Linked DNA regions of Homo sapiens: region 2 is linked to region 1. A link is a contact called in ENCODE Hi-C or POLR2A ChIA-PET data. All regions are on one chromosome and are shown on one strand. Each heading gives the region's core, a stretch centred on a gene start or an enhancer-like site at or near the end of the contact. The rest is flanking DNA. Distances are from core to core; before and after follow the strand shown.

Evidence for each region. Hi-C counts contacts between places; a loop is a spot of excess contacts on that map. ChIA-PET counts read pairs that join two places held with the same protein, here RNA polymerase II (POLR2A). Pooled maps may share reads with other maps.
Region 2: a map of IMR-90 shows a loop between it and region 1 (2.9-fold over the local background). The contact joins two enhancer-like sites. A Hi-C loop is called at or near these places in 1 of 168 maps with a recorded cell type or tissue (IMR-90) and 2 of 50 pooled maps. POLR2A ChIA-PET finds 5 or more read pairs at or near these places in 2 of 52 experiments (AG04450 and BJ).

What each region holds. Positions count from the first base shown.
Region 1 is chr16:72,872,916-72,878,955 of GRCh38, reverse strand. All of the region lies in intron 4 of ZFHX3 (zinc finger homeobox 3), which reads left to right. LOC124903715 (a long non-coding RNA gene) reads right to left here. Exons shown (of 2, transcript XR_007065111.1): 1 at 5,523-6,040; 2 at 2,316-4,056. Among named protein-coding and RNA genes, the nearest start is that of ZFHX3, 170 kb to the left of the region's middle. RefSeq lists enhancers at 197-698, 713-1,912. Within about 2 kb of position 2,540, at least 20 of the 41 ENCODE cell types and tissues checked have a DNase peak (open chromatin) inside an H3K27ac peak, as active enhancers do.
Region 2 is chr16:73,177,495-73,183,076 of GRCh38, reverse strand. It overlaps a transcript of ZFHX3 not described here. Among named protein-coding and RNA genes, the nearest start is that of ZFHX3-AS3, 52 kb to the left of the region's middle. Within about 2 kb of position 2,912, at least 5 of the 41 ENCODE cell types and tissues checked have a DNase peak (open chromatin) inside an H3K27ac peak, as active enhancers do.

The DNA.
Region 1 (6,040 bases), core at 1,291-3,790:
CCTGGCAATCTTGGATGTCTCATGTCGCTAGGTTCCCATTGCAGCGGCCCATCTGTCTCAGTGCCATGTGGCTAGTGGCTGCTGTATTGGATGTGCAGACAGAAGCCATTTCCTTCCCTGGAGAAGGTTCCTGAGGACAGGGCTGCTGTAGACAGCAGCAGAGTAGGGACTTGGTACAGAGGCCCAGGGCCCAGGGCTGTGCTCTTCCCACTGCGTCTGGCCTCCTTGCTGCAGGCTGACAAACTCATCCACGGGACAAGTAGCACTTTGCCCCAGGGGTGGGATTCTTTGTGTCTAGATAACAGTGTGATCCATTGCTGGATTCTCTCCAGGATAGAAATGAAGAAATCCTAAGACTGCGGTGAGCAAAGCAGCAGCAGTTATCTGTGACTCTGCACACTCCAGAGCGCGTGCCTCGGGTTGCTCTGAGAAGTGGAAACAGTTTGCATGGTTTTCCTAATGTCCAAAGCCCTTTGTGACTTCCTTGTGTGAGTCCATTTCAGAAGCATTGAGAAGCCCCACAGCATGGGGAGGGCAGCCCTGATCTGATTGGCCCTGGCAGGGGTCCTCACTGGAGTGGCTTCTAGCCTGTCACCGGCACTGGCACCAGTGAAGTGCGTGTGTGATGAGGATGTAGCCTGGCCATCTGCTATGCAGCCTTGAACCCAGCCCACATGTTTTTATGGCAATAATGGGAATTTTGTAGTAGATGTCAGCTGGACTTTTGGTAGGTGAGTTTTTTTTGTTTTTTTGTTTTTGTTTTTGTTTTCTTTTTTTGTAGAGACAGGGTCTTTACACAGGCTGGAGTGCAGTGGCACAATCATGGCTCACTGTAGCCTCCATCTCCTGGGCTCAAGTGATCCTCCTGCCTCAGTCTTCCAAGTAGCACAGGCATGCACCACCACACCTGGCTAGTTTTTTCATTTGTAGACAGGGTCTCACTATGTTGTCAGGGCTGTTCTTGAACTCCTGGCCTCAAGTGATCCTCCTGCCTCAGCCTCCCAAAGTTGTGACTTGCCCTGTTCAGGTTTACAAGCCCACTATAATTCAGGTGTGAGTTGCCTCCTTCACCACTCAACCCGTGGCCCCCAGTTAAGGGGGCTTCTTTGGGCAGGAAATAGAGGCGCCATGTCTCCAGCAACCTTGAGTACAGGGCTGACTGCAAGGAGGAGGGGCCTGAGTTGACCTGAACTTTGAAGAATCCACGCACGTGCTTGTCTGGGATCAACATAGCTCTTTGGGGCTCTCTGTTTTAGCCCAGGGATCAGAAGTTTTTTTTCTAAAAACCAAATCCTTTCCTAGTGACTCACCGCCCAAGTATGAAACACAGGAAAGACTTTTGTCCTTTTAACTTGAGGACGAGTCGTCTCTACTACAACATAAACACCAGACACGAAGAATGAGAAACTTACTGTGCTCAGGGTGTGTGCTATGATGACTAAGGCAAACTGAGATTCTCCTCCTACGCTGGACACTCTGATGCGTGGTCACTTTCCGCAGACCATCTTCATACAGAAGACCGTGATGTTTATTTCCACAATAAGAATTTGATCTCACTATTAGATATTGTAACAACAACACCAACAACAACAACAGAAAAACCTACACAGTGCCTTAACACCTTTGTTCTCTTGGTGGCCCCAGCGCTGCGAGTCCAGAGGTCATTATCCGATTCTTGAGGGCTGATGACCTACTTCTGATTTCCATATCTAGCTGGCCTTGGACAGACAGGCCTGATCGAATTCTGCAGCCATTTGATTCCCTGCGGACCTGTGCCCAGACCCTGGGCGGATCTGAAGACTTCCTCAGAACACATAAGACCGGGGAGATTTGTGCCATACCGGGCTGTTTTCTCTGAGCTTTGCTTTAATCAGGAATGTAGACTATTTTTTGGTTTTGGTAGATGGCGTGCAGGGGCAGGGCATCCAGTCATTCCTGTAAGGCATTATTACAGGGCTAATTGGGAAATAGTGATTCTTTTTCAATAACTATTTTGGAATCACCCCCCTTTCTCCCCCGCCAAGTCTCTGTTCCCCTTGGGATTGTCAGGCTCACGTTGAAAGACCCCCAGAGGGAAGGATGTTGGCATATATCATAGATATCTGGAAAGAATGTTTCAACCACACCTGGCTGCCGTGTGTGAGGACAAATTTAATTTATTTTAAAAATCTGGCCACAGGCGGCTTTTTCTGTTTGTTTCTTTAGGGGGGAAAAAAATTGAAAAGCAGCAGCAAGCTATGGTTCACATTTGTTTTCTTCCAGATTGGACCAGCCAGGAGAAGAGAGATTATCTCTAAAGGATATGAAAGGTTTAATCATTTTAATTTTGTTTTTATTAAAGTATATCATAACTTTTTTTTTTTTCAACATGCCTGGGTAGAACAGGAGAGAAGAGGAGGTAATATAAATATACAGAAACCCTCAAGCATTTGGTTAATAAAACTTTCCAACGGGCGATGCCTCGTGGGGAGGAAGTGGTTGGATGGCTGGGGATGGTGGGCCGACTGGGGAAGGCGGTGACTGCGCTGAATCGTAGCCAGCATCTTGCAAGCTTCCTGTCCAGTTCCAGCAGACACTTGTGGGAGCTCAGAGCTTTCATGAAACTGAATGAGAAGAAGCTCTGACTGTGGGCTTATTCCATCATGTTTCTCAAGCGAGACTGGATCCCTGAGCCATCTGTGGCTGAAGAAGTCTGAATTTACAGAGAACAGTAAAATTTGCTTCTATAAGATTCTTCCACCCCTACCATCTCAATGAAATATTTGAACCCGGTTATTTTGAAAACTTGCTTTAGGCCAAAACCTCTGAAGTTGCATGCATGCACGTGTGTTTTATGAAGCGGCGAAGTTGGGATAAAAATAGCCTTAGTTTTTGGATAGAAAAACTATCCTATAAATTATGGTGAAACTGAGTAACCAGGATGCTAGATTAACAGGATTTTAGGCTCGTTTTCCCTTTAGGACAGAAAAATAAGCTCATTTCAACATTAATTCAATTGTCAAAAATCACCGGGGCATGGGCTGGAGTTATCATCACAGGTGTTCACTGTGGCCTCCCCTCTCTTCCAGGGCTGTAAAACTCTGCAAAGGCGTGACTGTTTGGAATTCCAGCCCTGGGACCGGGCAGGTTGTTGCATCACCTGATAATGATGAAATTATCTTTACCATTATGTTCTTACAAAGGCTTGAAATTTGACTTGCACATTTTAGACATCGCTTTAAGCAGCAGGATTAAAGCATTGTCATCTCGTTACACCTGACTTAACGTGGCAGTTCAGTTAACCCTATACCAGTCTTTAAGTTTTTGGCTGCATTAGCGTTTACAGTACTTTCCACAGCATTTTTATGGGCGGAATGGTTTGTTCATCAAGGAGAAGCAGCTCTTCTAGTGAAAGCTGCAACTCCAGTTCCCTGAATGAAGTAGAAACTGCACTGAGGCTTCAACTTAGCCGTGTGAGCAATGATCTGGCCTCTAGCAGGCTGTGTAGATAGTCACATGTTTTATGAAATTTCCCTCAGGGATTCCCGGGGCATCTGGGCTGTGCCTCCTGGCACAGAGGGCTTCCAAGAGGAGCTGTGTTGGATCTGCAGCCTCCCTGCAGGGCTGGGCTCACAACCAAGCCAGGTCTCCCCGCTGGGAAAGGGATCCAGAGCCCAGTTTCTGCCCCCAGTCTGCAGGTATCTGCCGTATTCAGTGAGCTGTGTTCCAGGTGGAAGAGCGGCCAGGCCACCTTACTGGCCTGTAAGTTTGGAATTCCCTATGGGAGTTCCCTATGGGAATTCTCTATGGGAGTTCCCTGAGCCAGTAAGGGGCAGTTTTCTTGGTTAATCTCAGCTAGAGTTGTATGAGCACTAAAACGGAACAAACACTGGCCCATATCATTCTCTGTGAGCTTCTTGATGGGAGCACAGCATCAACAGGTTAGGCAGCCCCCTTTCAGAGGAAGAGAGACCTGACACCTCTCCTGTCCAGGACTTCTGTCCCAGGTTGGACTGGATGACCCCAGCAGTTGTGGTGTGTAGGTCTTGGTCCTTGTTTTTGAAGCTGTATCACAGGCTATGAAGACAGCAGAAGGTGGGGGAAAAAAAGGTTATTCTTTTGTTTCACACCACTCAGCTATAGATCACAGAAACACTCCAAAGTGGCTTTAATGAGTTAGGAGGGCATGGTGTGGTGGCTTACGCCGGCAATGCCAGCACTTTGGGAGGCCGTGGCAGGAGGATACTGGGAGCCCAGAAGTTTGAGTCTACCCTGGGCAACACAGCGAGACCCTGTCTCAAAAAAAAAAAGAGGTTTCATTTTTCCTTATATAAGCAGCCTTGGGAGGAGGGCAGTCAGGTGCAGAAGTGAAGGTTCCACTGAGTCAGCAGACATCCACTTTCCTTCTATGTTTCCATGTAGCCATTCTCACCAAGCGCTTGTTGCCTCCTCATGGTCTAAAGATGGCTCCTCCAGGCCAGGCGCGGTGGCTCACGCCTACAATCTCAGCACTTTGGGAGGCCGAGGCGGGCAGATCACGAGGTCAGGAGATCGCATCCTGACTAACACCGTGAAACCCCGTCTCCACTAAAAATACAAAAAATTAGCCTGGTGTGGTGGCGGGTGCCTGTAGTCCCAGCCACTCGGGAGGCTGAGGCAGGAGAATGGCGTGAACCCGGGAGGCGGAGTTTGCAGCGAGCCGAGATTGTGCCACTGCACTCCAGGCTGAGCGACAGAGTGAGACTGTCTCAAAAAAAAAAAAAAAAAAAAAAAAAAAATCAAAAAATCCTCCATCTGAGCTCCAGGCACAAGAAAGTGAGGCTGGTGAGAGTGCATGCGTCACGAAAGACCACCTGTTTAAAAGTTTCCTCCAAAGCCCCGCCCACTTGCTTTATCTTACATCTCATTGGCTGGGACTGCATCATATGACTGTCCTCGGGCACAACAGACAACAGGTTTTGGCTGAGGGTATTGTGCTTTGAATAAAGTGAGTGTTCTGTTAGCAAGGAAGTATGCTTATTACGAAGGCAATTAGAAACATCAGCCATACGCCTTTTAAAATATAAGAAGATTAAGTAAACTGTGTTACGATTATGTGGTGGAAATCTGTGTAGCCATTAAGAATAATGTTCTTGATTAATATTTAAGGATATGGAAGCAAGCTCCGTAGACTGAGGGGTGGGTAGCAAGACCCAAAAACACATATAATTGTCACAGTTTCCTTTAAAATATCTATATGAAGACAGCACTGATTATGGACAATTTTCGTCTTCATACTTTCTCTGTTTTCAAGATTTTTGACAATAGGCACTTAGGCTTTTATGATCAGAAAAAAATTGGCGAACTTGAAGTGTAAGGAGCAGAAAACCTGGTAATTACTACCTCGTATATGAACTATACTTGATGGAAAAAATAAAATGAGTAATAAAAGGGAAAATCTATAAACACGTAGTGATAATGGAATGATGACGAGTAGCTGAGGTGGTACGGATTCATCAAGAACAAATCTCATCATACTAATAAGATAAAATGAAAGAACGTACCTGAATTCTCATTGAAAAGGGAAGTCGTGCAAATGCAAATTTGTATTCTGGGGCCTCTAAATGTGCAGCAGAAACATTTGCCATTTTCTCCAAGCATGCTTTTGGAGTCATTCAGAGGCATTCTTTCCCCTTCATTCTTGCATTGAAAACATTAGGGCATGTTGAGCTTTGCAGCTGTTTATTAAACATCTGTTAGTTGTAAATACTGGTTGCTGTGAGGGAATATAAAAAGAACAGAAGAAATGAGCCCAGCCTATGATCTTTTGGAAGGATGTGAAAAATACGCCCATTGAAGGTTAACAGGGTTCAAGATGATCCGTAGTGAGTAGCAGAGAGTGGAACAGGAAGTAAATACTCTGGGCCTTCGAGGGTGAGGAATTCCTGGACTGAATGGTGGGGAAGCTCTAAGGAGAGAGTCAGGCTGAAACTGGAAAGATAAATCAGTAGAGACAGAGGAAGAAGACCCCAGGCTGTTGTGGGAGTTCAGGACTCTGGTCGGGAGCCAATGAGCAGGCCAT
Region 2 (5,582 bases), core at 1,663-4,162, 300 kb before region 1:
CCCACCACCACACCCCGCTAAATTTTGTATTTTTAGTAGAGATGGGGTTTCACCATATTGGTCAGGCTGGTCTTGAACTCCTGACCTGAGGTGATCCACCCACCTCGGCCTTCCAAAGTGCTGGGATTACAGGCGTGAGCCACCACGCCCGGCCCCAAGAGGTAATTTTTCACCCCTCCCCCCTCCCGCCTTTTGCAGTCTCCAGTGTCTGTGATTGTAATCTGTATGTCCATGGGTACCCATTGTTTAGTTCTCACTTAGAAGTGAGAGCATGCAGTATTGGACTTTCTGTTTTTCAGCTATTTCAGTTAGGATAATGGCCTCTAGTTCTATTCATGTTGCTGCAAAAGACATGATTTCATTCTTCTGATGGCTGAATATTATTCCATGGTATATACACACATTTTCTTTATCCAGTTCTTCATTGGATAACACTTAAGTTGATTCCATGTCTTTGCTATTGTGGATAGTGCTGTGATTAATACATGAATGCACATGCCTTTCTGATGTAACGATTTCTTTCCCTTTGGGTAGATACCCAGTAGTGGGATTGCTAGATCGGATGGTAGTTCTATTTTTAGTTATTTGAGATCTCCATACTGTTTTTTTTGTTTTGTTTTGCGACAGAGTCTCTCTCTGCCACCTGGGCTGGAATGCAGTGGCACGATCTTGGCTCACTGCAACCTCTGCCTCCCAGGTTCAAGCGATTCTCATGCCTCAGCCTCCCGAGTAGCTGGGATTACAGGCATGCGCCACCACACTCAGCTAAGTTTTGTATTTTTAGTAGAGATGGGGTTTCACTGTGTCGGCCAGGGTGGTCTCGAACTCCCAACCTCAGGTGATCTGCCCGCCTTGGCCTCCCAAAGTGCTTGGATTACAGGCGTGAGCCACCTCACCCGGCCCTCCCTACTGTTTTAGAGGATGAGCTTCTGAATGCTCTAGTTGGGATTTTCTTCACCTGAACTTCCTCCCAGCTCTGAGGAAAAGGTCAGAAGATTCTGAGCCTTGTCTAGCCTATTCTGTACCCTTGTATCATATGAAACAAGCTGCCCTCCTCTGGAGGAACAATTAGAGAAGAGTGCTCCCACTCAGTAAACAAAACCCGAAGGACTGCTGGCTTGAATAACCAACTTCTCCTCAGTGTGAAGAAAAAGTTACCTGTCCCTCTTGGTGGATGCCACCCTGAGTCAGGGCTTGCATGGCAGATTGGCAGGTAGAACATCAGCTGCTTTCAGCCCACAATTGTGCCTTCAGCTGGTGCCTTTACATAGTTCACAGAACGCCCAACCACACACAGCAGCCCTAACGGGAACTATATCCCCAACAGACTTCTGTTATTTCTTGACATTGCATAGATGATCATCTCCCACCTCCCAATCATTAAAGCTCATTTGTCCCAGAACACGTTTGCTCAGTTCTCTTTAAGTGATGATTGTATATTCACAGTCAAGGGCACAAGAAGAGGGGATAGAACTTGGGTTACAAGGGCAAAATTTAACCCCGAGACTACTCATGAATAATGGAACCAGTGGTGACATTAAACAGCCTTTTGTGAGTTTCCCCCATTCATGAGACATAAACCTATACTGCCCTTTATCAGGATACAGTGGTTTGGGGTGATGGTCCTAATCCCACAGACAGAGCTGGCAAGAAGAAATCCATGGGGCTCTAAAAACTAGCTGCAGCTGGCTGGGCATGGTGGCTCATGCCTGTAATCCCAGTACTTTTGGAGGCTGAGGCAGGCAGATCAGTGGGTCAGGAGATGGAGACCAACATGGAGAAACCTTATCTCTACTAAAAATACAAAAATTAGCTGGGCATGCTGGCGTGTGCCTGTAATCCCAGCTACTCAGGAGGCTGAGGCAGGAGAATCGCTTGAAGCAGGGAGTCGGTGGTTGCAGTGAGCCGAGATTATACCACTGCACTCCAGCCTGGCAACAGAGCAAGACTCCATCTCAAAACAAAACAAAACAAAACAAAACAAAACAAAACAAACAAACAAAAAAACTAGCTGCAGCCTTGCTTCCAAAGCCCTGCCTACACAAATTACTCCAAGACATTCCCAAAAGGTATTTCTCTGACTCAAGGAGAATGCCATTTAAAGAAGCACAATGGGCCAGGCGCGGTGGCTCACGCCTGTAATCCCAGCACTTTGGGCGGCCAAGGCGGGTGGATCATTTGAGGCCATAAGTTTGAGACCAGCCTGACCAAAATGGTGAAACCCTGTCTCAACTAGAAATGCAAAAATTAGCTGGGTGTGGTGGTGCGCACCTGTAATCCCAGCTACTCAGGAGGCTGAGGCACGAGAATCGCTTGAACCCGGGAAGCGGAGGTTGCAGTGAGCTGAGATAGCACCACTGCACTCCAGCCTGGGCTATAGAGTGAGATTCTGTCTCAAAAAAAAAAAACAGCAGCAGAATGACAGTAAGCAAGTGATACACACTGAGGGACTAGGGTGGCAGAGCAGAGATTCATTTCCCCTGGGAACACCAACATGAGCACCCCAGAGAGGGTAAACACAGTGGATTGGCATAGAAAGTTGATTGGCTACACATGCAATTCTTGAACCTCTGATGGGCGTGGCTTCGTGCCCACTCACGTCTCCTATATCCGCCTCCCTTCTGTATTTGTAGCCTCAGCACCTCTGCTGGCAGGTAGAGTATACAGAGCAGCTTTCTGGGTCTTTCTAGTGAGTCTAGACCAAACTTCAGAGTAAAGGCAAAAAAATAATAATAAAATAAAGAGAAGAATGAAATAAGAGGATTCCTTGTGAATGGGTATGAGCCCTGAATCTCTTCCCAACATGCCTTTAAATTTTCCCTACAAATATTTGGATCTGTGTACAGCAAGCCTGCGTTTCGTGGAGCAACTTGCTCTCTCAGTGACCCCTGGGTCCAAGAGTTGGCTGGAAACAGGAACGACTGGCCAAAGCCTGGATGGATTCGGCTGGGCTCAGTCCCTGCAGGCTTTGTTCTTCAATCTGTTTATACAGTTTCCCGTAGGAGTCTGTAATTTTAATCAGTAAATATCTCCCTTGATTTATCACCTTCTATTGACATAGTGGTAATTCAAGCAGTGGAGCTAAAGCTGGGCCTGCTGTGTGTTTTTTCCCCTCATTGTGCCCGAGCTCTGTTTGATTTTTCTCAGTCCTCTTAGGTAATTGGACCGCCTCTGACACTCTCTGTATGACAAGGCTGTGGTCAGGGGTCAGTGGGTCCCCCTTCTGAAGGGCAAAATGCTCTAACCAGTCACGGCGCAACCCCATCTCGAGTTTGCTAAAAGCGGAGCAGACAAACCACAGACTGATAGGGCCCAGTGGATTTCATTTAAAAAGCAGAAATCCAAGATGCGTATAAAGGACCCTGTTATTCATTCCCTCTAGCCCCAGAGACAACTTGGAGACTTAATCTCCTGATTTAGTGTCTCTGAGTTGAGCAGGGAGACCCTCTTTCCCTAACCTTCTAGAGTTGCCAATTTCCACGTGAGCAGTTTGAGCCCTCTACAAAAATGGGGTTGGATAAGGCCTGGTACTTAGTTCTATTATTTTTTTTTATTAATGCACTTATTTATTTGGCACTTGTGCTAGTAAATTTGTAACATTCTTTGGGCACTCAGCATCTTGATTTCAATATAACCTTTGACCAAAACTGTTCATGAGCTCCTTGATGGTCAAAGAAATGAAAACTTGATAGTCATGGAGGGGAGTGGAGTCAAAGCTGTCTTGAAAGGCCCAAGGTTCTGGGCTAAGCTACTTGTGTTACTTGTAGGTGGCCCAGAAATAAAAGGAATGGTTTGATGTCAGAGGACAGGATCTAGATTCCCAAAAGATCTCAATGAAGTAAACAGTTGACTGAAACTTAAAATGGTAAAAATCAATGTATAGTGCTGAACTTTGGTTCCAGAAATCAAATGCCAAGCCACCAAACAAGGGCAATCTGTGTAAACATAAATTTGGTGAGAATATATTAGAAGTCCAGGTATCCACAAGGTCAGTAGATGCTAACTGTATGAGTTACGGCTGCCAAAAACACTAATAAAATCTTTGGTTATGTTGGTGTGAGCATGGTTCCCTCCAACCATTATCTCACTCAATTTGACTTTCATTTACAATTTTCATCATTGTATCCCCTGTAGTGACTAAACAGTGCTTCATATAACAAAAGCTTATTTACGTATCGTTGGGTGGGTAGGTGCATGGATGGATGGATGAATGGATAGATGGGAGGATGGATGGACGGATAATGGGATGGAACTGACTCACTAGTCAACACATATCTAAAATATTATATTGCTTCTGCCATGCTTCTGTGCCTGTAATCCCAGCTATTTGGAAGGTTAAGGTGAGAGGATCGCTTCAGGACAGAAGTTTGAAACCAGCCTGGGCAACATAGTGAGACCTGGTCTCAACAAAAATAAAAATAAAATAAACTATTGTGTTGAATTTTCAATGCCATGTTTAAGGATGAACATGAATAAAGTGGAATTTATCAAGAGAAGAATGCTAGAGAGTGAAGGACTGGGGAATCATGCCATAGACAAATGAGTTGAAGAAATTGGCACATTTAATCCAAAAGAGGAAAATGATGAAGGAGTCTTTGGGGTAGGGGCACTGGGGAGAAGGAAAGAAATGTCATCTATGGTCAGGCGCGGTGGCTCACGCCTGCGATCCCAGCACTTTGGGAGTACGAGGCAGGCGGATCACTTGAGGTCAGAAGTTTGAGACTAGCCTGGTCAACATGGTCAAACCCCATCTCTACTAAAAATTCAAAAAAATAGCTGGGTGTTGTGGCGGGTGCCTGTAATCCTAGCTACTCAGGAGGCTGAGGCAGGAAAATTGTTGGAACTGAGGAGGCAGAGGTTGCAGTGAGCCAGGATCACACCACTGTACTCCGGAGTGAGACCCTGTCTCAAAAAAAAAAGAAAAAGTCATCCACATTTAGAATTTTGAAGGATGGTGTGTGGGAGAGGGATTAAACTAATTTACATTGCTTCAGAGGACAAAGCTAGAAGCACCTGGTGGAAGCTACAGTTAGGTAGATCTCAGCTCAGAGTAAGGAAGCTAGAAGGATTCCCTGATGCCTGCAGAGAGGTAGCCCGCCCCGACTGATGGGTCTTTCTGTTTTTCACGTGAGGCTGACTGTCATAGCAGCCCCTGTTCGCAGCAGCTCTTTCCCTACCGCGCCTCCACAACTAATTGTCAGTGTCCCTTGCTCAATGCTTTATTTAACAGTGCTTTGCATTAAAGTGAGCTCATATGTCTGTCTCCTCCACTAAGCTATAAATTCCTTGAGAACAAGGCCTATCCCTTTCCTACTCTTTATATGTAGTAGAAACACAATCAACATTTACTTTCTTTGTTCAGTTAAATAGGAATTGGCTGCCTCTTCTATTCAAGTCCACTACCCAAAAAATTGTATTTGGTCTAGTCTGAGATCTGTGGAAACACAGAAACTCCTGAATGGTAATATAACCATATTGGCTGTATGCCAGTGTTCTGTGTATTTTGGGAAAGATCACATCTGTGAATCTGTTCTTCCCATCTTTAAAGTAGGGATACCTATGTTCTTGCGGCTCACAATGCT